Linked DNA regions of Mus musculus: region 1 is linked to region 2. A link is a contact called in ENCODE Hi-C or POLR2A ChIA-PET data. All regions are on one chromosome and are shown on one strand. Each heading gives the region's core, a stretch centred on a gene start or an enhancer-like site at or near the end of the contact. The rest is flanking DNA. Distances are from core to core; before and after follow the strand shown.

Region 1 (3,999 bases), core at 975-3,474, 88 kb before region 2:
AAGTCTGGCATTCGGTTTCCCCAGGGCCGTGTTTCCTCTGCTAATAAAAGCGGTTTTGGCTGTTGAAGTTGATTTGAGTTCTGTTAGAACACTTGCAAATAGTACTGAAACCAAATTAGAAAAAAAAAACTTTGAGTATTTAAGTTTGTCTTTTTATTTTGTGATAATTTGGGATTATAAGATCTTTTGAAGTATTCAGTCATGGTTTTAAAAGTCAAAATCAAAGTACTACTGTAACTTTTGGGGGGCATCTTATGAAACGACTTTATCCTCAGACTCCATGATTAGCTCATCATTTTGATCTCGGGTAGATTAAAAACTTTCTCTAGAGGATCTGGGCCACCCAATCTGCAGACCACCTCCAGCTTCAGTACATTGACTGTTAGACTTTGTCACAGCTCTACACTCTCAAGTCATTTGCTTCTCGGAATGTCCTGTCATCAGGGTAGTAAACAGATTGGGAGTGCTAGCATTGAAGGCCAGACTGATGACAGTCCTTTAGGACCTAGGCCAGTGCTCGGCTCACAGGATTCTTGTTCATCACCTCAAACAAATCAAGGAAAACCAGACTCCATTTAAGACCCGCCAGGGTTCTGCCCTGTAGATTTCCTGAGGTAACCCAGTGCTACCTACTCTGTCAACAAGATTTCTTCCTACTTTAGAGAGGAAGAAAGAGAGCCAAGTGGATACACTAGGCCTAAAACCTAGTCTCCTACTACTGAAATTACAGATTGGCCTCTCCCATCTTTCCCAGTACCTTCCTGCACGGTTAATCATCGGGTGACACAGAGCTCCAATACTTCTTGTAGTTACTAAATGCATGAGCAAAGCAGGAAAAATATCCAGAGGTCAAATGAGTGGGTGCAATCTGCTCTCAGATCCTTGAACAAACAAGGGCAGGGTGCATTAGTGACGATCTGACTTGGCAGCTCCAGAATTATTTAGAAAAGGGACCAACTGCCACTAAGCGCATGACTGTCTAGGAAACAACCCTAGATGCAGCTGCCTTAGGGATACCGGTCTCAATGTGGGGATAGTTTGTGAATTGTTGCACATTTTCTTTTACACACCTTTCCCCTTTCTTACTAGCTGGGATTTGATGAGTCCTCTCTCTTCTTCTGTCTCTCCCCCCTTTTCTTTCTATTCCCTCGTTAAGTTATAAGCTGGAAAGGCCAAGAAGCAAGGACACGAATCTCTACAACACGAGGAGCTGTAGTTACATGGTCGTAGCATTAGGCTGGGAAGCACTCACTGTAAGGCACAGGTCTTACCAGACAGCTTCTTTGAGTCGTTAGCAAGTAGGTTAGAAATGACCTGACACCAGTGGGGATTAAAAAAAAAACCGATAATTTCGTTTGCAATGCACATTTCCCAAGGTTGCCCCACCTTTCCCCTTACTTCCATTCAGTTTTCTCTGACCTTCTGTGTAGAGACTGCAAGAAGCCAGTGGAAGTGAGGAACATCTGGCAAAGGTCAAGGGGTGGGGCCCAGGGGTTTTACCAGGCAAGGTGTGGGCTGGAAATCCCAGTCTAGCCCTGAGGAAGAACTAACAAAAGGGCACTCCCAGTTCCCTGTTGGAGTAGTCACCCTACTCAAAGGATTGCCCAGTAAGTCATACCTGAGCGATCTCTCCGTGGGACTCAGGCACAGTGTGTTCAGGGAGCACTGTGGGAAGCCCACGGGATCCCCGGCACGCCCTCTGCCATGTACTCCGGAGTTGAGGCTGAGCCAGGAAACCTCCTCCTGGATCAAACCCTGGAATCTGCCCTCAGCAAGCATCCTGAATTTCCCTGCCACACACTCAGTAGGACGTAATCAACATTGAGCCAGCCGGGGGACTAAGTGGGCGTCACTTCTGTCCTGCTCCGACTTGGGCTTCCCCACAGAGTCTGGAGTGCAGTGGGCTCAGCTAAGTATTTACTGTCCCGTTGGTGGGACAGCCGACTGGACGACTGGAATACTAAATGATTAGAAGACGGCGCGTTAAGAATCCGCACATTTTTCTGAGTCTAGTTTTGAGACCTCGCATCTGGGCTCCCAGCTACCCAAGTGACCCAACTGTCCCACCGCTGGGACTGACACTCACCTTCATGGCAGGGCTCTCCGGGTGGCAGCCTCAGCTGTACCCCCATGGCCTGGGGACCGGGCTTCCTCTGTGCTAGCAATAGTTTCTCACACACCAGTGTCCCGGGACCCGCTTTCGTTCCGGCGGATCGGTGGAGTCAGCGAAGGGTGTGCGCTGCCTCCGCCCCCGTGGCAGGCTCAGCCAATGAGAGTGACTGGGTGGGGCATGGGGTGGTTTGAGGCTCATTTTCCGCCCACCGCTCGCTCATCGCCGCAGAAGTTCCTTCAGTCACCGGTGTCTGCAGGGTGGACCCGGGAGCTGCACAGGTGCTTAGTCCAGAAACACCTGCCAGGAGGAGATGAGGTTACAGCGTGGATGCTGCCGAAGTCACTCGGGGAATTTAGTGATGGAGAGGCTGTCCCGAGGCCCCCTTCTGGTTGTCCTGGAGCAGACGAAGTGCTGGCCAACGTCAGTGGGTCTTTCTCATCACTGGCTTTTGTGGCACAAGGCGCTGTCTGCTGGAGTTCTGTGCTGAGTCCATGCTAAAGTTTATTCTGGGATTTTTTTCGAACAGGCTTGGTGCTTCTGCTCTCTCGTGCACGCCGTTGTCCTCCTTGTCTTACAATACCCGTGCTTACCTGTTTTCAACAATCAGGCATTTCCCTCTCCACCCACCCAGCTGCCTTATCCCCACGCCCAGTCGTATATGAAATAAGCTTTTCAGGGATCAGCAATGCCCAAACTGAGAAGACCTGTTCCCACGCTGAAGTTCATGATATTCCAGCAGTACACTACATAACATGCATGAGTCAACTCATTACAATTTACAGCACAATTTATTAACTACAGTTTGCAGGTGAGGGATAAGGATAAGGTAGAGAAAGCGGTGAAGTAACTTAGTCACGAGGTATTTATTATGCCTCATGAAGTGGTCACACTTACTGCTGAAGCCCTCAGCCGGAAGAGCCGAGATTGTGTGTTTTTCTGGGGTGCCTTTGCGCTTGACTGCTGTACCCCCATAGGCTCTAGGTATTCACGAACAGCTAGAATTAACTTTATTGCCTAAGAGTTTCACTGCAGAGATCCATCTTGCTTTTCTTGTTTTCAGGTTTATGAGACAAAACTTAAAACCAAATTAGTCAGTAGTTTAAGATGCATACTTTTTGTCTATGGGCATGACCTGTGGAAAAAGAATGGGGGAGGGGCAGGATCAGGTGGAAGTGGCAAAGACGGTTTAAGCCAGTTTTGAATTGGAAGCCTTGTGAAGTAGACATCTACTTAGATGCTTTCTTTGGACATCAGATTTCACGTTTTGTCTTCACCATAGACTGGCAATGATAATAAATCTGATCCCAGGTACTTCTTACTATTTAACAAACATCAGTTACAATGTGGCAAACCCTAACCCTAAGCACTTTATAAAAAATTGTTTAATTTATATTAAAAGCATTCAAAATGATAATAGCTGTTGTTATTTTCCACTTTATGCTTTATATCTTCACTTAAAAAAAGCCTTGAGAATGTTCCTTTGAGATTCATGAGTTTTCTTTGTTTGCACACGAATGCACACGTGTGTATGCAGGTGCACATGCGGGTGTGCCTGTGGAAGCCAGAAGGGGGCGCTGAGTATTCTGCTCTATCACTCTTTACTTCCTCGATGGGGCCTGTCACTGAACCCAAGCCTGGCTAGTCAGCAAGCCCCAGAAACCCATCAGCGGGAAGGCTGGGGTTATAGTTGTATACCATTTTTACGTGGGTTCTGGTTCTCAGGCCCAGGCAGCGCTGTTATCTTCTGAATCATCTTTCCTGCACGTCGGGATGGCAGTCTGGTTTTGGCAGGAAGTACTTTGTTATAAATCTTATTTATTCCAGTTCTAAGTATGTGAGAAAACACTCTGGGGAAAAAAAAAAGAAGAAAACTTGCTCAAGATCAC
Region 2 (4,272 bases), core at 1,265-3,764:
TATACCCTATCTGCCCTGTAGCCCCCCCCCCTCCCCTGTTCCCCAACCTACCTACTCTGGCTTCAAAATGGAACTTTTTAATCATAATACTTTGGTAGTACATCAAATCTATTTTTGACTTTTAAGCAGTTTCCACTCCTACCAGAAAATCTGAGCACTCCCAATGCTTGGGACTGTCACTTTATTCATCTTTTTTTCACCTTATTAAGTTTTAAAACTTTTTGTGGGAAAAGTTTTTTTTTTTAATTAAAGTCAAATACAAGCTCAAAGTTATATTTCTCACTCTGTAAACCCATAGCCCTTTGAAAAACATCAAAGAACCTTTATTTATGTTGCTATCTGAAATTTCAAAGTAAACATAGCAGCATGAAAAACTTGAAAATGTACTCTCCACTTACACATGCTCCTGTGTTGTTCTGCATGGTCAAGGCTTATGATGTAATAGTATTTGTTCATGCAGTGAGCTCATAACATTGTTTGATGTCAAAGTGGTTATCATTATAAATTCTCATTACATTCATGGAAAAATTTGAATAGGTGAAGTTTTTGCCTTTTAAAGTACTCCAATATAATTGGAATAGCCGTATGTGTTTTCCAGCTTTCTATGAACCATATCACATTCCTGAGATAAACTCCCTTAAAAAAAGGAAAAGTGTGCTTTGGTCTATGGGTTCCTGAGGTTTCAATCTTAAAAGACTGGCTTCACTGATTTGTATTTGTGGTTAAATGATATATCATTCTAGGCATGTGTGGTGGGGGCCAAATCTCATACCTCTAGGAGAGAGAAAGAGAGAGGAAGAGAGGGAGGGAGAAAGGGAGAGAGGGAGGGAAAGAGGGAGGAAGAGAGGGAGTTAGGGAGGGAGAGAGAGAGACAGAGAGAGAATCCTTCAAGGGCATACCCCTTGACTTAAACCTCCAGCCACTTACAGGTTTCATTACAAAGGCCGAGGAGTAACTAGTTTCCACGTGGCTTATCAGGACATTGCAGATGCAGAACATTAAAGAGAATTACACAATCATCATATGTCTAAGAGAGGAGGCCAGGAGTCACTTTACCTAGTTGCAACCCAGGCCCTGCTGGAGTGTTGAAAAAGATTTTTTTGGTGTCATTTATTTATTAAAAATTGGTTTCAATGATGAGACTCCACATGTTATTAAACAGGTATGTAAAAGAAAAGGAAGGAATGCTTGTTTGAAGCTCTCGATAAATATTAGAATAGTTTATAACTAATGTTTGGAGGACTGGAGGGAATGTGTTCTCAGGAAGGTTTAGTATGGAGATTTGGACAATGTGCTAACGCAGATCTGTGCTACACACCAAGGTTCTATGAGGGTCTCCTTATCATCAGCCACCTCAATATTCCCTCGACATTTACTGGTTTTGGATGAATTATAGGCCATGATGTAATACCTATGTACAAGAAATTAAAAACATGATAGAATTAAAGCTTAGTTTCAGCACAATTACCTCTCTATGCTTTAGTTTTCCCAGTGGTAAAATTGGAATGATAAATAAGGTTATTTTGAATAAAAAAAAATATTGACACAATGGACATGATGATGAAGGCCTGGAGCCCCAACAACTTCTAAGGCTGTGGTGAGAGAATCATGAGTTCAAGAACAGCCTAGATAATATTAAAAAAACTCATCTCAATAAATTATAAGTGTAAAACTTTGTATATGTGCAAACACACACACACACACAGACACACACACATATATATGTAAATATTTTGTACACTCCTGGACACATTGAATGGCATCTAAATATATTTGTGGTAAATGTTGGGAAATTAACTAAGCTGAAGGGTAATTTAAGGATTGTATAACTTCAAATATCAACAAAAATTCAGCTCATTTTCCAAGAGACCACTAAATGAATTTCTGCAATCTATACGTAAAGATTAGCTGCTGGCTTTCAGTTATTTTCCTTAATGAATCTACTGGAGGGAGCAGCCTTGAAAGGAAAAGAAGCAGTCTCTAAGGGAAAGCTTGTTTTAAAGTATAAAAGGTGGTTAATACTAGGGGCTAGATTTCATTGTGAGTTCTGAAAGCTTTCTCCACTCAAACCATTTTTTCCTACAATGCTCCCGTGGCTCTTCTGATCCTGCTCCCCATGGCGTCTTCTGTTTTCTAAGTACTTCCTGGACGAGGACCTGCCTGCTACCTGCAAGCAGCAAGACTATGGCGAGAACAACTGTTTGTGAATTTTGCCCTCTCTGAATCCTGAAACCTCGCGTATTTCCTGGGAGCAGCCGCCAGTAGCAGCATGCTCCCGGCACGCCCACCAACGGAGGCGTCTACTTTTCATGAGCCTCGGAACACTCTGGGAAATGTAGTTCCCCAAAGGCCGCGAACGACCGCGCATGCGCACTGAGCATTCCTTCGTCTCTTCCGGGAAAAAAAAAAAAAAAAAAAAAAGCTGCCTCGCTGCCACGCATTCTGCGGTCCGCGGGCGGAGGCTTCTGGGAGTTGTAGTCCCTGGCGGTGGGCGCCGTCGGTAAGGAGACGTAGCTTTTCGGTGCGGTCCACTTCAGCAGTTGGTTCCCGGCCGCGGCCGCGGCCGCACGGTCAGTTCGCGTTTCTGTGCCTACCGCACTTCTCCTGAGGCTGAGGAGAATTTCCCGTGGCTGGGTTTTTCCTGTCCCGGGTGGGCTCCTCGTGGCTCCGTGCTTCTTTTCTGCCCTCCGTCTTTTCCCTCCTCGCCCGTCGCTCGAGCCTGGGCTTGGCGGGACTCGCCCTCGGGAGACACAGGGCCGCAACCTCCTCAGACCCGGGTCTCCGTGTCGCGGGGTCCGTCCGCACCCAGCCTGACCCTGCGGTCCCTCGGCAGCCGCCTCCATCCTCGGACGCCCGTTCACGCTCCTTCTCCTTTATCTCTCCGCTGCAGGGATGGACGCTCCCTGGCGCCAGGTGGCCGCTGGCCGAGGCCGAGCCCGAGGACGGGCCACCGCAGTGCCCCTCTCAGGAAATGGAGTCCCTTTTGGTGGCGCTGGAGGAGGGCGAGCCAAAGGGTCTGGGGGCGCGGTGTCTTCGGGCCCCGGCCCCGGGGGAGCAGCAGCTCTGGCCCCTGCGGGTCGCGGGCAGCGCTCAGCTGGAGGCGAAGCCCCGCAGCCCCCGGGGGCCCGGGGTGAGGATGGCTCAGGTGAGGATGGCTCGGGTCTCCCGCCCCACCAAACTCCCCAAGTCACTTCCCTACTTATCGCTGGCTGCCAGGGCCCTCCAAGTCTCTCATTCACTTTTTAACAGCTCCCGGAGTTTAGTCTCAGGGAACCGTCTCCATTCAGGCAGATTTTCATCTCATCGCTTGCATCCTCATTTTAATTGATAATTGCCTTTGTTAGTCACTTTCTTCAATTGTGTGCAGCTGATTTGGTTAACTCAGTAAATGGATCGCCAGAGTTTGTTTTCTTTTATAATCTAAGATGTTTAACATCTGTCGTAAAATAGGACCTTGTGCTTTCGCATCTGTGTGTATGGTAACAGCAAGCTAGGCTAAGGTCTCAGAATTCCATTTACGAACAGATTGGGAACTCCATTCTTCATTAATCAACTCGACTTTCAAGACCAGTTGTTGATAGCCATCTTTCCCAGGCTACCTGACTTTTTGGACCCTGTAAGCGTTTTGGTTGTTGTTTTTAACTGATCCCAGTGCAGAAATTCCATGTCTTTCCATGATGTATCAGGTGTTGCCACGATGGATTTGCCAATAGCCTTGGTCCAAGATCTTTTAGGGCGACGTTGAGAGTGTTTATACATAACACTCCAGATAAAAGAGAGTGGTCCCTGAAAGTGTTTTGTGTTTGGAAGGTATTTTTTCAGAAGAGGTTTAAAATTTTTATTTCTGAAATTATAGTAGAATTGCATCAGTTCTCCCTTCCTGCTAGGAGCAAAATTGAGTCTCTGCGTGGGGTTTCCCAGGGTAACTTGAAAGTTAGTTTGCGTTGATTTTGCTGGCAATTGGTCAGTTAATCATAGAGGTGCAGTGTGCTATTTAGAGACCTATGAACAAGTTGGTAAGCTGGCTTGGGTTTTGTGGATAGTAGGAAAGCAAGCATTCTCTACATAGTATATAGTATATAGTATATAGTATATAGTATATAGTATATAGTATATAGTATATAGTGTATAGTGTATAGTATAAAGTATATAGTAGTTGACATTTGTGAGGAAGGAATAAGTTAAGACAATTACCTGGTCACTTTGTGTGGTGACATTCTTCCAAATGGTACTAGGTACATACATGTACCAAGTGTCATCTCTTCCCAATTC

Evidence for each region. Hi-C counts contacts between places; a loop is a spot of excess contacts on that map. ChIA-PET counts read pairs that join two places held with the same protein, here RNA polymerase II (POLR2A).
Region 1: a map of Patski shows a loop between it and region 2 (2.6-fold over the local background). The contact joins the promoter of Nipal1 here to the promoter of Nfxl1 in region 2. A Hi-C loop is called at or near these places in 2 of 37 maps with a recorded cell type or tissue (Patski and regulatory T cell). POLR2A ChIA-PET finds 5 or more read pairs at or near these places in 1 of 5 experiments (Patski).

What each region holds. Positions count from the first base shown.
Region 1 is chr5:72,646,021-72,650,019 of GRCm38, reverse strand. Nipal1 (NIPA-like domain containing 1) reads right to left here and starts at 2,224. Exons shown (of 6, transcript NM_001081205.1): 1 at 2,087-2,224. The coding sequence starts at 2,132.
Region 2 is chr5:72,557,887-72,562,158 of GRCm38, reverse strand. Nfxl1 (nuclear transcription factor, X-box binding-like 1) reads left to right here and starts at 2,514. Exons shown (of 23, transcript NM_133921.3): 1 at 2,514-2,570; 2 at 2,891-3,145. The coding sequence starts at 2,893.